Linked DNA regions of Mus musculus: regions 1 and 2 are each linked to region 3. Evidence: chromatin loops called from intact Hi-C (ENCODE). Cell type or tissue: gastrocnemius. All regions are shown on one strand. Region 1 overlaps Lyn (LYN proto-oncogene, Src family tyrosine kinase). Region 2 overlaps Lyn (LYN proto-oncogene, Src family tyrosine kinase). Region 3 overlaps Tgs1 (trimethylguanosine synthase 1).

Region 1 (8,000 bases), 170 kb before region 3:
GTAATCACCATTGTGGCACTAAACAGGCCTTGGGGGTCAGGCAGACCTTGCCTGAGATAACCCTTGCCTGGTGCCACAATGAACAAATGGGCATAGCACTCCTGAGACCAGCGTTGAAACCCCAGACACTCAGAGACCCCAGGATCCTCTAAGGGGAGGAGCTAGTAAGTGGTGGAGAAATGGAAGAGAAAGATAGACAGAAGGATGTGTGCATAATGAAGAGGCAGAACTGGAGACTCGAGAGTAGCCAGGAACAGCCTGATATGAGTAATTGGTGCCACCTGAGACCACAGTGGAGTCCTGGCCTGTGCTGCCACCAGGGACCATGTCTGGGTCCATGGCCCTGAAACAGCAGGGTCTATTACTACGAAAGGCTAGGTGGACATATCTGGTCTGGGCTGCTGCCCAGGGCCATGCTGATGTCTGAGGGCTGTGCAGATCTGACCCCACACCTCACCTGGCATCAAGAGAAAGCTGGCCCTGGGGTAGCAGGATGGCTGATCCCACCCCTACCCACCTGCAGTACTGGAGAGAAGCTCCCAACATTTCAAGAATCTTGGGTGAGGATATGAGTGTGGGAGAGCTGGCCCAGCCAATCATCTTCCCTATGATGGTATAGACAAATGAGAGATACCCTCCTCCGCTCTTGCCCCTGAGAAACCTGCCCTGGGATCATTATAGCAGGAGAGCTGTCTCTTCCCTCATGAGCTGAAGCACTCAGGAGAGTAGGCCCTACACTTTACCTGGGCATCATAGTAGAAGTTACCCTAATGTAGATAAGCTGACCACAAGGGTGTGAGCTTGGGACAGCTGGCCCTATATTGTCACTTGTCTGCCATGTGGTAGTATGGGCAAGTGAGAGATACCCCTCTCTTGCCCTTGCCACCCATGGCAGGGAGGAATCTGGCCCAAGGTCATCAGAATGGGAGAGCTGGCCCTGCCCCTCAGCTACTGCAGCACTTTGGAGAGTAGGTTCTACACCTGACTAGGCAGCACAGCAGAGCTGGCCCTGGACATGGGGGTTACAGGTGAGTTGGCCTGAGGATGTGAGCACAGGAGAGCTGGCCCTGCCTCTTGTCTTATGTATTGTGGTGCAGAGAGACTCCCTCCTCCCCTCCCTCATCCCTCAACACCTATGGCAGGCAGGAGAACTGGCCTCAGGGTCATGAGAATGGGATAACTGGCCATATCTCTTGCCAACTGCAACACTTGGGAGAATGGACCCTGTACCTCCCCTGGGTAGCATGGTAGAGCTGGCCCTGGTTGTTGGTGAAGGGGGAAATAAGGAGGGTGTGCTTGAGGGCATGAGAGCAGGAGAGCCAATGGGCTGATTAGTTCAGATTCCTCTAAGGCCCAGATCCAGAGCTTTGGATTGGCCCACCCCAACATCTATCTCATTGATGAACTGCTGGAGTGCAAGAAGGGACCACTCCTATAGATCCAAAACTACAGGATCTCTGTGACACAGAGCAACAACAAGATATCCAAGAGGAGTTCCAGTGAGGCTCCAGGATTGACAGAGTCGCAGAAGCCAGAGTACCCATACCAGACCAAGGAGTCAATGCAATGAACATTGCAAGTAAAGTGTGAATAAAAGGGTGGGATCTGTGGGACACACTGTGATACATTACAGCTTCCACAGTAAGATTTTTTTCTCTGTTTTAGGGGAGGACGCAAGGGTAGAGAGTAGGTATGAGTAGAGGGCAGATGAGTGGGGTTGGGGTGCATGCTGTGAAATTCACAAAGAACCAATAAAAAGTTAGAAAAAAAACCAACCTGAAATTGACAATCCAAATTATTCTAGAACCTAAGGGATAAGACTAAAAGTAAATAGAACTTGCAATTATCTGGGCTTCCTGACATGGCATCTCCTTTTGTGCACATAAGCTCTGTTCTATGACTATAGTTTGACAATCTAGATTATTCCAATGGTCTTTCCAACAATCTAGAGGATTGTTAGAGACAGTCCATGGAATTGGATTGTCGTTTCCACACGCATGGAAGTGCAATGATGCTGTGGCCATCCCAGGAATGCTAGGTACAATTAACATGTCTATCTGAAGCACTTAACAGGAAACAGGGTCAGTGGAGTCACTCAGCATTTAAAGGTCCTTGGGGCTGGATGGTGCATGCCTGGTTACTGATGTTACATCTCTGGAACCTGGAAAAGGTGGAAGAAGACAACACAGAACTGTCCTCTGACCTCGACACAAAGCATGGCCCTTGTTCCACACATCACACATACTCTCGAGTGCACACACATGCACATCACACACACATATACACACACATATGCACATGTACATCACATGCACATCACACACACACATATGCACATGTACATCATATACATATCACACATATATTCATACACACACATGTATACACACACACACACACACACACAAAGCATAGGAAACTAAGCGGGAAAACTTTCGACATAGTGGTCTAGAACTTACTGAAAAAAATGTTACCAGTTTTAATATATTCTCCCTCATAAAATGGACCAAAATATTATCAAAACATTTAATTTTGAAGGCTATAATCCCTACAAATTGTGTTTTAAAAGTATATTGGTGAGCTTAATTTTTCCATAATATAACTTTGAGGCCGAGTCTTGGTATGTAGCTGTGACGGTTTGACTACAATGCCTAGGCCCATAGGGAATGGCATTATTAGGAAGTGTGGCCATGTTGGAGGAGGTGTGGCGCAGTTGGGAGAAGTCTGTCACCATGAGTGGGCTTTGAGGTTCTTGAAGTTTAACCTAGGCCCAGTGGCTCACTCTCCCTTCCTGCTGCCTGAGATGTAGAATTCTCAGCTACCTCTCTAGCACCATGTCTGCCTGCCATGCTTCCACCGTGGTAATAATGGACTAAGCCTCTGAGCTGTAAGCCAGTCCCAATTAAATACTTTCCTTTATAAGAGTTGCCATGGTCATAGTGTCTCTTCACAGGAATAAAACCTCAATTAAGACATTAGCCGCCGGGCGTGGTGGTGCACGACTTTAATCCCAGCACTTGGGAGGCAGAGGCAGGCGGATTTCTTAGTTCGAGGCCAGCCTGGTCTACAGAGCGAGTTCCAGGACAGCCAAGACTACACAGAGAAACCCTGTCTCAAAAAACCAAAAAAAAAAAAAAAAAAAAAAAAAAAAAACCAAAAAAAAAACAAACAAACAAACAAAAAAAGACATTAGCCAAGTCTAGCCTAAAAGTGTGGCTTGCATGATATTTTGTATACACAAAAAAGTTACTTAAGGAAATTTCTCCTCATATCTATGTGGACTTTAGTGGATCCTTTTGAAATGTATATCCTTGGCAATTGGAATCAGGGCTAATCTGCTACCAAAGTTCTTCAGGATTTGATTTTATAAGTAGACGCTCCCAGTGGCCTAGAGGTTAGAGTTAGGTGCGCTCATTCTATCTCACAAGAAAACAAGGAAAACAAACAAACAGGCAAACAAACAAACAAACAAACAAGCCCCAATCTAGTCCTTCAGCATTGAGTGCACCAGATCACTCAGTCATGAAATTAGATCTTTCAAAAGTTTCAGGGCTGTTGTGTGAACTGGAGAAAATTTTGATAAAGTGCCAAAGTTAAAAAAAAAAAAAAAAGCCTTGACTAAATGGCAGATGTGATTAGAATCAACATTTCCTTTAGCAAAAATAGCAATGCTTGCCAGCTCTTAATCTAAAAGGTTTCTGCAGGAAAATATGGAGTTGCCATCCCACTGGGTGAAGAGAAAGAAGGAAGGAGCCAACAGGAGGTGAGAAAGCAGTGTCCTCTGAGGGACAGTTTCCTTTGGGGAAATGGGAGACTGTTCAGCTGATTGTGGATGCTGGTGGTAAAAACAGGAGAGCTGGAGGCTGCAGGAGGAGAAGCACTTCATCTAATTCATCGGAGTTGCAGAGGGCGTGTCCCACTGTAAACATCTTAGCAGCTCTTGTCCATAAAGGGATCCAGGATGGAAATGAACTGTAACTCTTTCTTTGCCATGGATGTAACCACTATGTGAACATTAAAAACATCTTGTTGTTGTTTGTTTTGAAGTCTCTCTCACAGTCTCTGTGTGTGAGATGTGTATGATATGTGTGTGTGTAAGATGTGTGTGTGAGATGTGTGTGTAAGATGTGTGTGTGTGTGTGTGTGTGTATAAAACCTATGGATGTGTGTGTGCATTTGAGTGGTCAGAGGACAAGCTTGGGTACTGGTCTTTTTACCTTTATCTTTTGGGGTCTCTTGTGTGTTGCTGCATGTGCCTGGCTAGGTGGACCTCAAGCGTCTGTCTTTTTGGGGTCTCTTGTGTGTTGCTGCATGTGCCTGGCTAGGTGGACCTCAAGCGTCTGGGGATTCTCCAGTGTCTGACTCCGACTTCCCAGTAGGAGCATTGAAACTGCAGGAAGTACACACGTTCTGGGGCTGTGAAGGAAGGTCCTTAGCCTTAACAAGCATTTTACCCACTGAGCCCCCTCCCTCCCAGCACACCTGATATCTCCTGATGACACAAGCATCTGAAGGAAAGATCAAATACTCCATAGAAGGGGAATGCCAAATGGAAAATGGAAGCAGGAGTGAGAGAAGTAAGACAAGATGGAAATGAATTTTTAGCAATGTTTTAGTGATTTCTTTAAGGATTCTTCGCACTTCCTTTCCATGAAATAAAGTAGACAATGCAGGTGAGTTTGAAATGAGAGTAGGGACTGGAGGGCCTTAGAAATCCCACTATTGTCAATCAAATGAATAAATGTACACATGCTGCGTTTGGAAATAGGCACTCGGATATAAAGGGCTTTAGAATATTTTGAAATGATACTATTTTAAAAAATCATGGAAAAGACAAAGATTGAGAAAAAAATGAGATATTCAATCCCTTCGCCTAGTCATCTAGATCTTCAAATGAACATACAAATTTCAATTTTAATGGTGCCTGCAAAGCCTGTTAAAAACAGATCTGTGGCTACCCAGGCCATCAACTCCTCAGCCCTCCAACCTGAAATGCTCCAGTTGTGGAGGTGCAGCCTGCACAAGTTCATGCAGTAGACTGTACAGAATGACTCCCTGCCCTTCCCCCACCAACCAGCTCTTATTTATACATGGACAAGAGTTGAGAATCTGATACACAAGACAAAAATCTTAAGATGTTATTGGGTGTATTAAAATAAAATCAAAAATCAAAATATTAAGTATGTACACAGTAGCATAAGTGAAAGGGGCAGACACAGCAGTTTCCAATCAGCGTTGACAGTGGGCAACTCAGGTAACAAAACTGCTCTGGTCACCAGAGGCTTTTCCATGACTCCTGATTCCTACATGTAAATAGTCTCTCATACACTTTACACATTTTAGAAAAGATTACCGAGTCACAAGAATAACCCGAAATATGCCATTTTAACTTTTTTAGAGTATAACTAAAATATATGATTTATAAAATGTTCAAGTCATTTGAGGCAATGAGAGAAATGCTTTGTATTCTTGGAAGGTCTCATAAAGTCCTGACAGATTAGATGGATGTTTACATTTCTCCCAAAGGACACCATCAGGAAAGCCTTTAGAGAATCCCATAATTGAAATACCTGGACCATTAAAAACATTCCTTTAGAGCTTGAGGCTTTCCTGCCTTCGAGGGAGGTCTGGGCAGTGGTGTAGCTCCAAAGGGCTCCAGTTCAGCAGTGGTCCCTCTGTGTGCCCATGCACAGCGCTCCAGCAGAGTGAGCACGTGCTGCCTCCTGTCCAGTGATCTTACCACAAAGGAAAATGTTCAATAGTCTCATTTTCTGGGGGTTGTGCGGAAGGTGAGGAGGAATCAAATTTCCAAAGCAAAAAAAAAAAAAAATTCAAATTTAGAAAAGGTGTTTTAAAGCTTGTGGCTTCACCTGTAAAATCTAACAGGCTGGATTAGTAGTTTTTAAGAATGTAAGCCAAAGCATTGAGAAGGTACGGGAGCATCTGCTCAGCATGGGGTTTATTTTTGCTAAGTGAGTTTAGTTCTTGTTGCATCTGGGAATTTGTTGCAACAGTCTCTGAACCTGAGTCACTCGGCCCCTGTAGAGCCAGTGTGCATATTAGAAAGAGAGGGTGTTTGTATTCTGACTGTGGTCCCATTGAGCAGCGGCCACCCATTTAAGAAACAGCATCCAGGGTGTTCTTCCTGAGTTAATTCATCACGTCCATCAGGAACCAGGAACACAGAGGGTCCTGGCATGAGATAGTTAGCTCCTCCAAGGCTGCTTTTCCAACTACCTACAATAGGCTAGTCTCCATGCCCACTACGGTTGCTGCTGATACTGCCCTTCTGTGGCTGTATAGAAGTCATCCAGGACACTCTGTAAGTAGTCAAAAGTTGGCCTCTCCTCTGCCTTTTCTTTCCAACACATTTTCATGATGTCATAGAGCTCATCTGGGCAGTTCTCCATGCGTGGCATTCGATATCCCTGTGACAGTGCGCTCATCACATCTGCGTTGGTTCTCCCTGAGGCCAAAACAAACAAAAGCAACCTTGTAGAGTTTAGAAGCCCTGCTCAGTGGCAGAACACTGCAGGGTGGCTTGACACCAGCATTCTGCAGCTAAGACTGAAAAAAGAAGTTTCCTTGAGTCTACTTACAGGTTGGTGTATGTTCTCCCCAAATTCACAGAGCCTATATCAAAAGCCAAGCAAGGTGGTACATACTTGTAATCCAAACTCTCAGGGCAGTAGGGATTGGGAGGCAGTGGAAGTAAGACTAGCAGATAGATCTCTGGGGCTTACTAGCCAGTCAGCCTAGCCTACTTGGCAAATTCTAGTTTGAGAGACTATCTCAAAATCAATAGACACTGAAGAATGAGACTTAGTGCTGTCCTCTGTCCTCTACAAGCATGGTATACATGTGTACCTGTACACACACACACATACACACACACACATGCACCAGCGTGCTTGTAAGTAACTCCTTCATATTAACATGCACATATATGTTCCTTAGATTGTTCTTGGATGTGATTTTGTGTCTACTGTGTTAAGCATTTACACTCAATTTATATGACACGATGATGCAGAACATAGCTATAGAACCAAATCTGGTCAGTATACATTGACTCTACATACAGCTTTCTGCCTTGCTTTCTCAGATATACTCTATAGTAGGTGCCAGTCAATAGTGTTTATTTTATTTTTTTAAAGATTTATTTATTTATTTTATGTATATAAGTACACCATTGCTCTCTTCAGACATACCAGAAGAGGGCATCCGATCCCATTACAGATGGTTGGAGCCACTATGTGGTTGCTGGGAATTGAACTCAGGACTTTTGGAAGAACAGTTGGTGCTCTTAACTGCTGAGTCATCTCTCCAGCCCCAGTCAATACTGTTTAAATTAGGGGCTGGAGAGATGGCTCAGTGAGTAAGAGTACTGACTGCTCTTCTGAAGGTTCTGAGTTCAAATCCCAGCAACCACACAGTGGCTCACAACCACTTGTAATGAGATCTGACGTCCTCTTCTGGTTCGTCTGAAGTAAGCTACAGTGTATTTAGATATAATAATACATAAATCTTTGGGCCGGATCAAGGAGAGACTGAGTGAGCGGAGTTGACATGAGCGAGTGGGTTGATCTGATTCCCAATGACCACATGAAAGCTTACAACCATCTGTACAGCTACAGTGTACTCATATACATAAAATAAATAAATACATAAATAAATAAATAAATAAATCTTTAAAAAATAGTGTTTAAATTGGTCTGTCCTAAGAACATTCTGGGGAAGGGCTACTCTGTTAATATTCAGTATGTGTTTATTGATGTTTATTTACATGCTTTTCTGAACTCAGACAACCTTCCTTGGATTGTTGCTTTTTTGTTGCATTTGTGTATAAAAATACACTGAACTGACATAAGGTTTCTACCGCATCAGACTGTAGTCTGCCCCATCCTTCTAGGTCCTCAGATCCCATGACCAGCAGAAAAATCTGCACAGGTCGGCTGAAAAGTTATCAACGTGCATACAAATCAATGTTAGACCTGACTGAC
Region 2 (8,000 bases), 160 kb before region 3:
CGATAGGCAAGCAGAAGGTCTTAGGAGGTGCTCGGCCATAGTTTAGAAGCACCTTTGCCACTGGTTTGGGCCCTGTCATTTTCTCCAAGCCTCAGAGGTCTTGGCTGGAATATCACACGTAACAACATATTACACATAATGCACACATTATATGTAATATTATATTATTATGTCAGGTATCATATATATATATATATATATGAATATGTAATCTTTTATTTGTACAGGTAGATAGATATATATTTGTAGGGTTAGATAGATATAGGCTTACGTACAGAATGATGTCTGTCAGTTTAGATACTGTGGATAAGTAGAAATAGTTTTCCTAGTTTATAGCGGTGTTAAATCACTAACTTCACCACCATCTCCCCATCTTGACAAGCTGAGTGTGACAGGAGGCTCTCCTACAGTCATCAGTACTCTGTTGAACCCAGGCCCATGGCCTGTGACACTCTCTGGCCCTGGGTCCGTTGCTTCCTCTGATATTCTGACCTCCTAGTATCTCATCCACAGTATGGAGACTGTCTTAAGGTTATTTAGCCTTCCTGAGTTACTCATTCATTTGTCCATTATTCATTCATCAGGTATCAAGTAAGGTCCAAATCACACTGGCCTCCTTCCTGTGGCCCAAGTCCAAAGCTAGCTGTTGCCACTGTGGGATGCTCAACTCTCAACTTCCAAGCCTCCTTCCCTCATGCCTTTGAGTCTCAGACATTAATAGCCCTTGGGTAAAGACAGTAGATCCCTTCTTTGCAAGAATTCCTGGTAGCCCATAGCCATCCACATGCTTTCTCCAGCATCTCTTACCCCACCACAAGCGGAAATCATCTGTTAAGCATCAGTTTCTCCCATGAAGGGAAGGGTGGAGAACCTCCCTCCTTCTGGCCTTGGGTATGGACCATGCGCCCAGGTATTTCTAAATGAATAGGGCAATTAGTAACTTTAATGATTTAACTGCAATTTTCTCCTCTTAATTTAAATTTTATGTGCATGGGTGTTTTTCCTACATGTATGTCTGTGCATTATGTACCAGCAATGCCTGCAGAGGCCAGAAGGGGGTGTTGGATCCCCTGAGATTGGAGTTGGTAGATGGCTGTGAGGGGCCATGCAGGCTCTGGGACTAGAACCTAGGTTCTCTGCATGAATAGCCAGTGCTCTCAACTGATGACTTATCTCTCAAGCCACTAAAGATTTACCTTTAAGATCAGAAGAGTCCTTCAGTGCTGAACAGTAGCAACTACCCCCTGAAGAGGGTAAGAGCCACTACCACAGTTCTCACAACTAGCAGAAGACATTGAAGACCCTCCTTCCTTGGACATGGTCTGCCCCATCTGGAACCCTGCTTTGGCAGAGGGGCACTAGTGTCTAATCTGCCTCACTGAAACACCAGGAGCAGCGCCAGGTGCACAATGTAGTAAGTGGTGAACTCACTGAAGGAAGAGTGAGGTAGAAACATCTAAGCATCGTTCAGTAAGATTTGCATAAAGGGTAAGGACCTAAGTTCTGTCAGAAGAACAGATCTGGGTAGACAGAGCTATTGTCTCTGGGGTGCTTGTTCTCCCCTCACAATGGAGTGGGGTGTAGGGAAATGATACCTGGGTAGGGAATCTTCCCATAGGTGACAATCTCATACAGGAGAATTCCGAAGGACCACACGTCAGATTTGATAGTGAAGCAGCCGAAGTTGATGGCCTCTGGAGCTGTCCACTTGATAGGGAACTTCGCACCTGAGGAGGAAGATGTGGGCTCCTACTCAGAGTTCAAGCTAATGATGGGTTATGAGTAATTTTCTTCTTTGACTTTTTTTTTTGAAATTTAAGTAATTTACTTGGAATAGAAAAGATACAATCAAAATGGATGTGGTGTCAAATTTGTTCACCTCCCTTTCTTGCATATCCCTTTTGGGTCCTCCCCTCCTTAGAAGCAGTTTCTTCTGGAACCTCTATGGGGCACTGTAGCCAGTTCAACTTTAAACACAAAAGGGCATGGTGTACAGTGCAAATACAATTTTCTTATATTGTTGGCCTTTCAAATGTGTTGAAATTTTTATCTAGAGTTTAGCATGCTGACATGCACCTGTATTCTCAGCGGAGGGATGGAGCATCTCTTGGTACAAGAAATTTAAAGTTAGAGCTGGGCATGGTGGCACACACCTTTAATCTCAGCAGTCAGCACTCGGGAGGCAGAGGCAGGCAGATTTCTAAGTTCGAAGCCAGCCTGGTCTACAAAATGAGTTCCAGGAAAGCCAGGGCTATACAGAGAAACCCTGTCTCAAAACACCAAAAAAAAAAAAAAAAAAAAAAAAAAAAAAAGGAATTTAAAGCTAACCTGGAAAGCAATGCAGGATCACATCTCAAAAACCCAAACCAAACAAACCTATGAAAATGTCAAACCAAACCTCTATAAAACAGTTCAGGTTTTTCCTTAATGGGCCCATTCTAAGTTTCCATGGATACATCTTATATTTCATTTAAATTTGCCTACTTAACTTCTAGTGCTGGGGATGAATGCTAAGTACACATTTGACCACTGAACTATATCCACAGCCAGAATTATATATAATTTCCTTAAAGGAAAGCAAGACTTGGCACAGACTGTAACTTGATCATTCATGGAACTGCTAAGGGTTCATAGCCATTGCTTGAAGACATTACCTTTACTATGTCTTTGCATGAGTTTTCTTTTGAAGTGCCTTACTAAAACTGGAAGTCCCTACAAGAGCAATAAAGACAGTTGTGTACACCTGTTGTGTGCTGGAGCGTATCACTGATTCCTGGACTATTGCCAGACAGTCTGGAGCAGTGCTGCATGATGGGAGGACAGAGATGCAGAGACTGAGAGCATCTCCATGTTACCACTTTCTATTTGGTTCAATCCTAACATGTTCCTTATGATCTTTGTACCTTTCTGGTATTTTTCAAAGACTCACTGCTTGCTGGTATCAACAAACCAGTGGACTCGGTTCTTGCTCATGTACTTAGAAGCCGGATTCTCTGGTGCGGATCCAGACTCAGCCCCTTACAGAGTGATCTCTAGAGCTGCAGAACAGCTGAGGTCTGTCATCAGTGGTCTGCAGCATTGAATGAGTGTAACAAACGTCTCTGCAGTTCAGGGAAGCACACATACTTTATTATTGAGAGAAAAAATCTACCTGACAGGCTAAAAAAAAAAAAAAGAATCTTAATTTTGCCAATTCAGTTTTGTTTTAGTTTGACGAATTGAAATACGAGGCTGGATGTACACACCTGTGTAATCCCAGCACTTGGGAAGCTAAGGCAGCAGGATTTAGAGTTTGAGGCCAGCCTGGGTTACACAGCAAGACCGTGCTACCACTCAGTGGTTGAGCTCTTCCCTTGCAAGCACGAGGCCCTAGTCCATTGATCCCCAGTACCAAAGAGTAAAACAACCCCTTATCTAAGAAACAGCGAAGAAGAAAATAGTTGCTACTGTTTATGAATCTTGTTACACAGCAACCCCCTGTCTTGAAGGTAGACGTGAGGACTGTGGGAACAGAGAGAACACTTGGTGGAATTGGGGGTGGAGAAACAGGAGGGCATCAGGCACGGGGGTCAAAGTGTGGAAAGCAGAGCACAAGCCTGCAGTGAGATGGCCTCTGTGGCCCAGCACACATACCTTCCCTTGCTGTGTACTCGTTATCTTCGATGACTCTCGCGAGGCCAAAGTCTGCAATCTTGCACATGAGTGACTCAGAGACCAGGACGTTAGCAGCTCGCAGATCACGGTGGATGTAGTTCTTCCGCTCGATGTACGCCATGCCTTCTGCAATCTGCAAATAGAAGGGGCTCAGGCTTGTATTCTAGATAGGCTGTCATGGTTGGCCATCAAGAAAAACAAAACAAACACAAACACAGAACTTGAGCTTTTGAGATTCTTTCATGTGTATTATTATTCCTGTTGTTCACATTTTTAAGATAGTGCTAAAGTCACCCTTAGAATCCTTTCTAAAATCTGTCCCTAACATCTACAATGATGATAACTTCAAAGAAGGTTTTATTATCTGTATGTCTCTGTGTGTGTTCATATGTGTATGTGTGTGTTTGTGCATCTTTTGTGTGACAGTGTAAACATTGCATGTAGTTGCTCATAGAAGCCAGAAGGGGGCATCAGATCCCCTGGAGCTGGAGTTGCAGGCAGTTGAGAGCAGCCCAACATGAGAACGGGGAACTGAACTTGGGCCCTCTCTAACAGCAGTTTGTGGTCTTAACTACTGAGCTATCTTTTTAGCCCCATGGTAATGGGTTTTGGTTTGGTTTTTTTTTTTTTTTTTTTTTTTTTTTTTTTTTTTTTTCCTTTCTTTCAGTTTTTCGAGACAGGGTTTCTCTGTATAGCCCTGGCTGTCCTGGAACTCACTTTGTAGACCAGGCTAGCCTTGAACTCAGACATCCACCTGCCTCTGCCTCCCAAGTGCTGAGATTAAAGGCATGCGCCACCACTGCCCGGCATAATCTTAGATTCTTAAGTGAGGAAATATATGCTATTCTCTGGATGTTGTAGCCCCCAAATTCATATATTGATACCCTGACCCTCAATATGATCCTTATGTGTTGGCAGTTGTAAAGTAATAAGTCAGGGCATCATGGAAGACTTGGTGTCCTTACACAAGAGACCACAGAGAGCTTCCTGGTCCCTTCCACCTTGGGTAGCCATAGCTGTTAAGGGAGAATGTGTGTGTGTGCATGCATGTGTGCATGCATGTGTGCATGCCTGAGCCAGGAACTGAATGTGCTGGCACTTCCTCCCGGACATCCCTAGAACTCTGAGAAGTAAATGCCTGTTGTGTGAGCCATGCAGTCCATGATGATTTGTGGTAGAAACCAGAACTAAGACAAAAGAAGTGAAGAAATTGAATTTTTAATAATACAAGTTCATTATAAGGCACCAGGACATGAGGGCTGTGCTTGTTAGTAAGACTCACTCTATCAAGATCTTGCTAAGGAAGAGCTGTAGGTCCAGCTCTCCAGAGCCTCTGAGCACAGTCCCTCAAGATGAACTGAATATACTCTGACAACAAAGCAAGGGCATGAGGCAGAATGAAGGATTCCAATAGACAATGACCTCGAGAGAAGAAGGTGCCACTTAGTGCTGGCAGGAAGTGTGGCAGAGCTCTAAAATAAATTAGAGGATTGTTCCACCAAATTACAGTCAAGGATAAGGAATGAAGGTGTGTGTGCATGTGTGCTTGTATGTGTTTATTTGTGTTTGTTTATGTGCATGTTTGTGGTGCGTGTTTGTGTGTGCTTGTGTGTGTGCATGTTTGTGGTGTGTGTTTGTGTTTGCTTGTTTGTGTGCATGTTTGTGATGTGTGTTTGTGTGTGCTTGTGTGTGTGTTTACGTGTGTTTGCTTGTGTGCAGGCTTATGGTGTGTGTGTGTGTGTTTGTGTGTGCTTGTCTGTATGTTTGTGTGTGTGTGTTTAAGAGAGTTAGAAGTCACTTCCAATTAGGATTACTTCTAATAGAGTCCATTGCCCCCCAGATTCTGCCTTAAACTGCAGCAGCTCATCTGGAAGGACCAGACTCCTCCATCACTGTGAGCAGCAGCCTCATTACATCATGCTGTGAAGCCCACTCAAGTCCCTTGCCCTCTACTGCTCAGCAAAGGAGCAGCTCTTTAGCACTTCCTTTCCTTCCAGGCCTCATCCTGGGTCCCCTTCCAGAGTCAACCAAGTCCCACCCTGAACCTTTCTCCTGTTCTACAGTGTTGTTTTGCACAAACACTACTGGCAGCTAAGGGTTGTAGCTTTACCTTTGTTTTTATTCTGTTCAGGTGCTTACTGTTGTCACGGCAACCAGATAATAAACACCTCTAAGACAAAGGCCGCACTGTATATCTTTTCTATTTCACTTTTATCTAGTGCAACTTTGCTGCTGTTACTAATCTCCCTCAGTAAAATGAGCTAAGGTTTTGTTTTTGTTTTAAGATTTATTTATTTATTTTATATATCATGCCTCAGTTATTCTTACTGCGCTGACACACCAACCTTAGGCAAACTTACTAAAGCCAAAGAAAGTGGAAGAGTGCAGAGCGTGCTGGGACTAAGCAGAAGAATGGGCCAAGCAGTTGTTACACAACTGGATGGAATGTTTGGCTTAAGGAGACAGAGAGATCCCTTGCTGAAATGAGCCAGAGGCAGGTTCTAGAGCCCCAGCGGGATACAAACAACTGTGTGGTCATTACTGATGGTCTCTGAGCCCGTTTCCAGTCCTCCTTAGTTATTGCCTTTTTGAAATGCTGGTCACACCTAGCTAACAGTCTAATAATTATATAGACCCTGGGCACGGCATGCAAAGAAGCTGAGGCTGGAAATAATCCCAACTTAGGCCTAAACTCAGTTAACTAGAAACCTGTGTGGGAAACACAGATACAAGCATCACAGACAGCAAGGGCTCATGCTCTGCCATGGATTCCCAGGGTCAGCTCATTGAAGAACATTCCAAGAACTTGCTAGGAGGGCTCCACACACACCTACTCAAGCTAGGCACCTGTTGAAAGCGTTTGGAGGCGATTCTCTGAAGCAGTAACAGTATTGAACAAGCCTTGTGTACTTTGGCTTTCTATTCCAGGTAGAGTGCTTTTCCGAGCTCAGCTTCTAAACGATGGTGATGGTGGTGGTAATAGTGGTACTGGTGGTGGGTATTGATTATGATGGCGACTGTTAGGTAGTGAGAGAGATAGTAACCACTACTAGTTCAGCATTTACTGTGTTTTACAGATTTTATACTTAATTCATGTTTGACCCTAATAACAACCACTAGGCAGGTTTTACTCCCATGGAACACATGCAAATGAAGCTTAGAGAAGATAAAGGCCTCAGAAAACAGCAGTGTGAAGGAAGCCCATGGAGGTACATGACAACCACAGCCCGTGACCAAGCTCTGTCCAGAATGGTGCCTTGAAAATGTTTCTGACTGAAGCAAATGCTGTGAAACACACCCTTGCTGAGTGTGCTGCTCTCCTGGGAGGACAGGCAGAGCTACCAGGCAAGGTGGAGGTCTGTGAGCCACGGGGTCCACATCAGCCTAGCAACCTAGCCACAGAAGATTATGATGCTACCTGGGGTGAAGGGCTGCCTTGTCTTGTTAGTTGACAAACAGCCCTGCAGTGTCAGGAAATGAGTCCTGAGATGTAGCCTCTCTGATGCACCTTGGGAAAGAAGAGAGGCTTCCGGGATGCTCTTACTCACTCACCAGTCAGCCAGACTTTCCTCAAGTAACAGCCAACTGGCTGATTATTTTCAATAACCAGTCAGCGGAAGAGCCTGCCCTCCCACAAGCCCAGAGCCACAGGTTTGGCCAAGCACACAAGTCAGAGATGAGAAGTATCAGCTTCTAACAGAAGTCATGTCAGGAGCTGCAGCATGCAGAAACCGAATATTGCTTCTTACTCGTGTAGGCTGTGTGTGTGTGTGTGTGTGTGTGTGTATAGGGTGTGCTGGATCAGGGCTGGACCTTAGACTGTAGTCAGCATCCCAGAGGCTACTGTGGACTGCTAGCCTGTTGTCATGCCTTAGTAGGGACCCATCCTTAGATATCAATCATTAAGTGATCTTGCTATTGTTCAAGCACTGTGTGCTGTACTTACATAGCCTAAGGTGGTGACATCATCACTAGGTACTATAATCTGAGACGACGGTTGTGTATGCAGTCAATGGCTGGCACAGCATTGGAATTTGGTAACCATGGGTGGTTTTTCACGCAAAGTGATTCTCACAGCACAACAGCCTTAGATGTACATGAACACTTGTGGTGGGCTGGGTGGCGATAGAATATAAACTGCAGGGTCTTATTACTTTGCACATAATTTTCTCCCAGGATACAACATCAGGGGTGTTAAATCAGACTAAAGATATTAGAAGAATCTTGCTTGGGCATGCTCACATGAATTTCCCACCCACTAACAATGCTTACATAGAAAGTCTGTCTTCTTGTTCCACAAACAAGGGGTGCACAGTGTGATCTGCCTTATCAGGCCTCACTGTGCC
Region 3 (8,000 bases):
GGATCCTGCCGGGGTCTCTCTGGGGCTGAGAGGGGCTGAGCGGGTTGGCCAGTAGTGTCGAAGGCCCGCCCAAAAGACTGAGCTAGGAGTCTTGTCAAAGCAGGAACTCAACTTTATGGCATCAGCCTCTCACTTATATAAGTTCAGAACATAGGGAGGTTTTTTTTTTTTTTTTTTGGGTGGGGTAAGATGACGTAGGAGGTTGGGGGGAAGGGTAATGGGGGGTGGGGCAGAGGCAGGGCCAAACAGGTCTTACTGAGTCAGCCAGATACAGAAGTGACTGAGACAGGTCTTGAAACTTGAGCCAGGCTCCGGTTTGTCCTCAAGGCCTAAAGTAGGGCCAAAATGGGGCCCAACATCCACACATGCAGAAGAGGGTGTGACAAAAAGCTAAAAATAACTGGAGATTTTTGCAACCTGCTTTTACCCTATGTCACCTTGTCTAGTGCTATGGTTCCTGTGCAGAATTATTGCTGAACATTAAAGGCATTATTCAAAAATGCTCTATAAGAAGTATGGAGAACATTGACAGATTTGATGTTTCAAATTAAATTAAAAAGACATTTGCTCTTTAGAGAGCAGTTTAACTGCTTGTGTGCCGAGGCAACCAAGCATAGTGGCGTCACTTGAAGAGTGCTGACATTCTCAACACTGTTGCTTTGTGATGCAAGAGCATCAGGGTTCTGTTGTTTTGTTCTGAGGTCACAGGCCAGGGCTGCAATGAATGTTAAGCACACTATGACCAAATGTGCATTGCTCCAATAGCCATGTTTGTGGCCTTCCAGAACCACTCAAAATCTCTCCACTTGTTTTATTTCCCTGGGTCAATCCCAGCCAGAAGAAAAACCTTACAGTGGCTACAGAGATCCATTGTCAATTGCCTACTTAATGAATGTGAACACATTTTTTTTGGTTCTTATTAACATACCATTTAAAGATGCTTTAAGTCATATTTTATTACGAGTGTTTTGCATGCATGTGCATATGTGCACCATGTGTGTGTGTGTGTACCCATGAAGGACAAAAGAGAGCATTGAAAGTATGGATCTGGAGTTAGTTATGGTTCTTCTGCGGGAGCAGCTAGTCCTCTTAACCACAGAGCCTTCTTTCTAGCCCTCAACACACTCTTTAGATGAATAATTAAGCAACACATATTCTTCCTCCTTTAAATCCAATTTTATTTAAGGAGAATAGTTATTAGCTAGCAACAAGGACCTGGGTTTCTTTGTGACATCACTACCTACCACAGACACCGGATTTGCCGTGATTCATTCTGCCCGCCTCTGCCACTCATATTGGGCCCCCCACAAATAGCCCTCTTCTGTTTTCATGACACATATATTATTACCCTTGCTTGTTCTCCCTTCCTCCTCCCTTTAGATCACTTCTTTATGTCTGTCTGTCTATATACCAGGGTGGCTTTGAACTCAGAGATCCACCTGCCTACCAAGGTTGGGATTAAAGGTATAGACCACCACACTAGGCCATTTTATTTCGTATTTTTAGAAGATATCTTTTGTTGTTGTTGTTGTTTTGTTTTGTTTTTTTTTTGTTTTTTGTTTTTTTTCAGACAGGGTTTTTCTGTGTAGCCCTGGATGTCCTGGAACTCACTCTGTAGACCAGGCTGGCCTTGAACTCAGAAATCTGCCTGCCTCTGTCTCCCAAGTGCTGGGATTAAAGTGCCACCACTGCCCGGCAGAAGATATGTGTGGGTGCTTGAGGTCAAAAGAGTGTCAAACCTTCTAGAGCTGGAGTTATGAGGTTGTGAGCCACCTGACATGGCTGTTGGAAACCAAACTTGGGTCCTTTCCAAGAATAGCCGCTGCTTTCTTAACTGTGAACCATCTCTTCAGACACTGTGGTTTTGACATCTTGATTGTATCATGGAGAGGTTCTGATTGTGTTGTTTGGGGTTCTAAGTGCCTCTCCCTCATTCGTTCCACAGCAATGAGAGACCACCCTCCCCATTGTTTCTTTGATGGGATTCTCTGTGCCTTAAGTTTAGTGTATTTGTAGCTATGTGCCCACAAGTACCCAAGTACTTGTGTACTTATGCACTGTGTACAGGGGAGTATATGTGGAGGCCAGGAGATATCCTCTTCTTATCTTGAGATGAGTCTCTGACTCTCAAGCTCCAGGTAGCTGTGAGCTCCCAGGATCAGCTTTTCTCTCTACAAAAATAATTGGGGTTACCGGCACCGTGGCACTGTTGGCTTTAACACGAGTGCTAGGGGTCTGAGCTCAGGTTCTGCATACAAAGGAGCTATCTCTCCGCCCTGGGCCTTGTCTTCCTCCCAGCTCCTCCTTCTACCTATAGCTTTGGTATTTTAATCTTATCATATAGACTAAGTTATGGCTAGGCTCATTTACTCATTGATGTCACAATGCAGTATATTCTTGAATTTGTCCTCTACGTGCTGGAGACAGGGTTTCTCTGTATAGCCCTGGCTGTCCTGGAACTCACTTTGTAGACCAGGTTGGCCTCAAATGCAGAAATCTGCCGGCTCTCTTTTATTTTTTTAAGCTGTCTTGCAGTTCTTGCCGACAGAGTCACTAAACAGTTCTGAGTCAAGCAAATCAGGTCAAGACACATGTGAGGTGTCTCCAATGTGTGGCTACTGGAGAAGCCTTACCGAGGAAGACCTCAATGCATCTGACAATCTTTAATCTGCTTGGCTGTCTACTGTGTCTCCAGTGTATTTACTTAATTACCAGAAATTAGGATCAATTACTGAGATCTTAATTTCCAACAGTTTTGTGCCAGACAATCTAAATTTCCTGTTTCCCATGTAGCTGAGTTTAGTCACATTTTTTTTTTTTCCTTTTTCACCTTGTTGAATTTTTCATTGGATACTGGCTTTTGTCCCCATGTAATGGACTCACTTCTTTAATCATCTTCTTGCTTGTAATATCATTGGGTCCTTGACCATTTTTGTTAGTTAACTTTTGAGATCTTTATTGGTGTTTCACCTGTTTGTCTTTGAACTTCATACCTGAGGAGTTGTAGTCCTTTGCTAGAACAAGTGATGATTCCCTTTTCATGTTTACTGTTTTGTGTTTTTATATCGTATTTTGTGTGTGTGTATGCATGCCATGGTGGGCATTATCCTTTCCACTGTGGGCTCCAGACACCAAACTCAGGTTGTAGAGTTCATGTGATCTCATAGTTAGCTTTCTTAGTTGTCAATTGGACATACCTGAGGAGAGGAAAACTCAACTGAGGAATTGCTACCATATTGGTCTGAGGCATTTTCTTGAGTACTAACTACTGTAGGAAGGCCTGGGCTGTAAGCAGTGTCATCCCTGGGCAGGTGGGCCTGGGCTGTAGGAAAGGCACTTTGTAAAAGCTAGGAAATAGTATTTTGTTATGGCCTGTTTCAGTGCCTGCCTTCACTCCCCCAGTGACAGACCTGGGAGTTGTAAGATGAGATACGCTTCTCTAAGCTTCTTCTCCAAGCTGGTTTTGGTTAGTGCTTTATTGCAGAAATAAGAACACTGAGAATTGCTTTTATCTGCTGAGCTACTTCGTGACTTTATTGTGTTTTTGTTTGTAATTTATGCATCTCCTAGTTTGGATATAATTTCTGGTTTTGTCTGAGGCTCGTTTGCTCTGGAGGGCTTAGTCTCCAGGACCATTCATTGAGAAAACTAGTGTAACAGTGGCTGTATCAACCTATACAAGATACAGGAATACACTTACTATCAAGTAAAGTCAACTAACATAGAACCAACTACTAAAAATGCAGTGTACTATGAAGTGAAAAAATAGTAAACATCAGGTTAAAAATGAAAGTAGCAAATGAATGAGATAAAGGAATAGGACCAGGGGAAACTAGAGCACAGTCTGGGGTGGGGGAAGCCAGCCAATCAGAGGATCTGTACAGGAAGAGCTGTTTTCATACTTTCAAAATCTGCCAAGTGTTCATCACCTTGCTGGTGGGAGGCAGCTGTGATGCCAAGTCTTCCACTGGGGTTTTGCAGTTTATCTTTAGTAGCACTGAACCTCATGGCAGGTAGCTGGCTCTAGAAGCTGGCCTACTGCAGTCTTCTGGCCCAGTGTCCTAGTTAGGGTGACTATTGCTATGATGATACACTATGACCAGGAGCAAATTGGTTAGAAAAGGGTTTATTTGGCTTACATTGCCACGTGCACACCATCACTGAAGGAAATCAGAGCAAAAATGCAAGAACTGCAGGAGGAACCTAGCAGGTGATGCTTTAGCCATGGAGGGCTGCTTACTGCCTTGTTCATCGTTCTTTGACCACCAGCCCAGGGATGGCCTCAAACACAATGGGCTGGTGGTCACATCAATCACTAACATCCCACAGGCCTGCATAAAGCCTGATCTTATTAAGACATTCTCAGTTGAAGCTCCCTCATCTCCAAGTGACTCTTGCTTGTGTCAACTGTTACAAAACTAGCCAGGACACTCAGCTACTGAACTCTTTATTATCTTAATTTATTATTTGATGATGTCTGCTTTCAGGTATTGGTGAGGCTACCTCTCCCTGCTCTCTGAAGTGTAGGCACTCTTGCTCTACATATGTCTCTCTCCAGATTGTCTCGCAGCCTGAGATGGCGAACAGCTGAATCAGATATGCTAAGTTGATTGTTCCATGTACTCAGTTTTACACAGTGGGTTTCCTCTCCAGATGGCATCTGAGTGCTGGAAAGTGAACTTAGGTCCTCTGCATGAACAGTACTCACTCTTAACCACAGAGTCATCTCTTCAGTTCTAGGAAACCCTTCTCAATGCTAAACTGTTCTGCAGCCGCAACTGGATCTAAATGGGCTTTCCTCATTTTGGTTCACAGTTGGAATTGTTTTCAACAATTTCCATCTGCCTCACACTCTTGCTGTACATTTCTGAATGGCTTCCCTTGTTTCTGTCTTTGGAATATAGTCCATTAACCTTAACCTGATATTCCTGCTTTATTGGTTCACATGGAGGCACACTGTAGACTGCAATCTTTAACAAAACATTAAAAACATTACCTTCTATATTACATTATTTCATACATGACTAAGTAAAAGGTTGTGTGCTGGAGAGTTAAGAACCCACACATTTTAGGGACTCACATCCACTTGTAACTTCTATTCCAGGAGATCTGACACCCTCTTCTGGCTCCTGAGGGCATCTGTATAGGTAGCACTCGCACATACACACAAAGCTTTAAAAATAAATCTGGTTAAAGCAAAAAATAAAACAAAATTTGAGATAAGCCTAAAAGCAAGTTCAATTTTATTGAAGCAATTTAGTCTTTTTATCGAGACTGAAATGTACAAAAGCCCAGTGGTGTAACTTCTAGAAACTTACCAACTGAAATACTTGTTCAACAGCAAATATTGTAAGGAAAGACAGTGCATAAACAGTTGGTAACGATAAAACCATAAAAACAGCTTGGGTGCCTCTCAGTAGGGAACTAGTTTATATATATAGATGATGGAATACAAAATAGCCATTTAAAACACGAGGTAGATTGACATGTATGAACTGAAATAGAATGGCTTTCAAGATACTCTGATAAGCCAGGTGCAGTAGGTGGAGCCAGAAGGGTTAGGAGCTCAAAGTCACTCTGAGTTACACACAAAGTATGAGGCCAGCCTGGGTATACAAAAAAACAAAACAAGACAAAACAAAACAATAACAACAAAACCATACCAAAACAGAAAAGCAAAAACACTGATTAAAAAGCCCATCTTGGGCTGGAGAGAGAACTTACTTCCACTTCCAGAGGACCCAAGTGCATTTCCCAGTACCCACATTTGACAGCTCATAACCATCTGTAACTCCAGCTATAAGGAATCCAACACTCTTCCCTGGACTTGGGTCAAAGTAGGCGCACACACATGCACACACGCACATCTCTCTTGCGCACAAACACATTCTCTCTCTCACAAAAGCAATTATTTCATATACTATACATTAAGTATCCACAAAGGGAAGGCAATGAACGCACAGTGAGTGCATCAATGGAGAAGTGCACCGGGGTACACTGTTATACTGCGATCTTTTCTTCAGAAGAATTAAGAGGGGACCAATGGGTTGGCTCAGTAGGTAAAGGCTCTGGTTATAAAGTCTAATGACTTTAACTTGATTCCCAGGAACCCACATGGTGTAAGTAGAGAATGGACTCTAGCAAGTTGTCCTCTGACCTCTACACACACGCATGCATGCACATATAGACAAAATAAAAATGTAATAAAAAAGTTAAAAAGCAAAGTCCTGCTAACTGTGATTAGCTTTAGATAGCTGAAAAGAAGGTAGGTTAGGTGGTGGGAGTTTTACTTTTTCTGTGTTAGCATTAAATTGGTAACATTATTTCAATAGGGATTACACGTGTAGGTAGAATTGCTTTGTTTTTCTTTATATTTTAAAAAACTAATAATTACTTACACAGACACAAAGATGTTAAGCTAAAACAGTTAAAGAATGAAAACAAATACATATACAGATGTACTTAATTTAAGCACAGGGATATGCCTAGACTTTTTATGATTTTTTTCTTTTTTGTGGCAAGATCTCATGTAGCTCAGGCCAGCCTTGATTTGTTAGGAAGCACAGCATGAGCTTGAACTCATGATCTTTCTGAAGTGCTGGGATTGCAGGCACCACTATCACCTTGCCCTGATGCTGTTTTAAAGTGTACAACACAGATCCATTACCATTACCTAAAGATCTCAAACCACTTCATTAGCATCCTTTAAAACTCGGAGTTTTCCACATCACATGTGCACACAGTATTAAAGAACCTAGGAAGGCCTTCCTCCTGTCTCTCACTTGAATGTCATACATCCTCACTCCACATGATCTCTCTGTGCTTTACAGTATCACACTTCCGCTTCAGAAGTGCTGGTCTTCAGAAGTGCTGGTCTTCTGATCAGGTCACCAAAGTATGCAGTGATGGTCTTTAACTTGTTGTTAAGAAAGTTCTGTTCTATTTCCACTTGTCCTCCAAGCCCAGCCAAGGATGCCACCTGCCAGGAAAAGCACATACACAAGTCATGCACATGAGCGGGATCTCTCTCTCCCTCTCTCTCCCCTCCCCCTCCATCCTTCCTCCCTTTTGGCATGGTCTCATTAAATAGCTCTGGCTGGCCCACTCCTTATGTAGACCAGATTGTCCTCAAACTCATCCTGCCCCTGCTTCCTAAGATTAAACATACCCATTACCATGCTGAACACAGACTTTCAAAAGAGACCCCATCCCCTAACCTACACCATCAATAGAGGAAGACCCCATCTCTAACCTATACCATCAATAGAGGAAGACCCCATCCCTAACCTATACCATCAATAGAGGAAGACCCCATCTCTAACCTATACCATCAATAGAGGAAGACCCCATCTCTAACCTATACCATCAATAGAGGAAGACCCCATCTCTAACCTATACCATCAATAGAGGAAGACCCCATCTCTAACCTACACCATCAATAGAGGAAGACCCCATCTCTAACCTACACCATCAATAGAGGAAGACCCCATCTCTAACCTACACCATCAATAGAGGAAGACCCCATTTCTAACCTATACCATCAATAGAGGAAGACCCCATCTCTAACCTACACCATCAATAGAGGAAGACTCCATCTCTAACCTATACCATCAATAGAGGAAGACCCCATCCCTAACCTATACCATCAATAGAGGAAGACCCCATCTCTAACCTATACCATCAATAGAGGAAGACCCCATCTCTAACCTATACCATCAATAGAGGAAGACCCCATCTCTAACCTATACCATCAATAGAGGAAGACCCCATCTCTAACCTATACCATCAATAGAGGAAGACCCCATCTCTAACCTACACCATCAATAGAGGAAGACCCCATCTCTAACCTACACCATCAATAGAGGAAGACCCCATCTCTAACCTACACCATCAATAGAGGAAGACCCCATTTCTAACCTATACCATCAATAGAGGAAGACCCCATCTCTAACCTACACCATCAATAGAGGAAGACTCCATCTCTAACCTATACCATCAAT

The links. Peaks named below come from ENCODE experiments on the same cell type or tissue, not always from the same donor. Only the 100,000 strongest peaks of a DNase experiment are listed, where the experiment ranks them.
Region 1: it touches region 3 in a loop (2.4-fold over the local background); 27 of 42 quality-filtered maps call a loop at or near these places.
Region 2: a loop joins it to region 3, with 2.2 times the contacts of the local background. A loop is called at or near these places in 31 of 42 quality-filtered maps.

The regions. Positions count from the first base shown.
Region 1 is chr4:3,788,208-3,796,207 of GRCm38, reverse strand. Lyn (LYN proto-oncogene, Src family tyrosine kinase) reads right to left here. Exons shown (of 13, transcript NM_001111096.1): 13 at 4,596-6,466. The coding sequence ends at 6,264. Among named protein-coding and RNA genes, the nearest start is that of Gm22781, 4.4 kb to the left of the region's middle. In gastrocnemius, no CTCF peak of the experiment used is centred here; no DNase peak of the experiment used is centred here.
Region 2 is chr4:3,776,700-3,784,699 of GRCm38, reverse strand. It overlaps Lyn (LYN proto-oncogene, Src family tyrosine kinase), which reads right to left. Exons shown (of 13, transcript NM_001111096.1): 11 at 3,634-3,787; 12 at 1,596-1,727. Among named protein-coding and RNA genes, the nearest start is that of Gm22781, 16 kb to the left of the region's middle. In gastrocnemius, CTCF peaks have their summits at 1,030 (motif pointing right), 1,949 and 4,112 (motif pointing right); no DNase peak of the experiment used is centred here.
Region 3 is chr4:3,613,838-3,621,837 of GRCm38, reverse strand. It overlaps Tgs1 (trimethylguanosine synthase 1), which reads right to left. Exons shown (of 13, transcript NM_054089.4): 13 at 5,214-6,979. The coding sequence ends at 6,833. Among named protein-coding and RNA genes, the nearest start is that of 2210414B05Rik, 39 kb to the left of the region's middle. In gastrocnemius, no CTCF peak of the experiment used is centred here; a DNase peak (open chromatin) is centred at 3,956.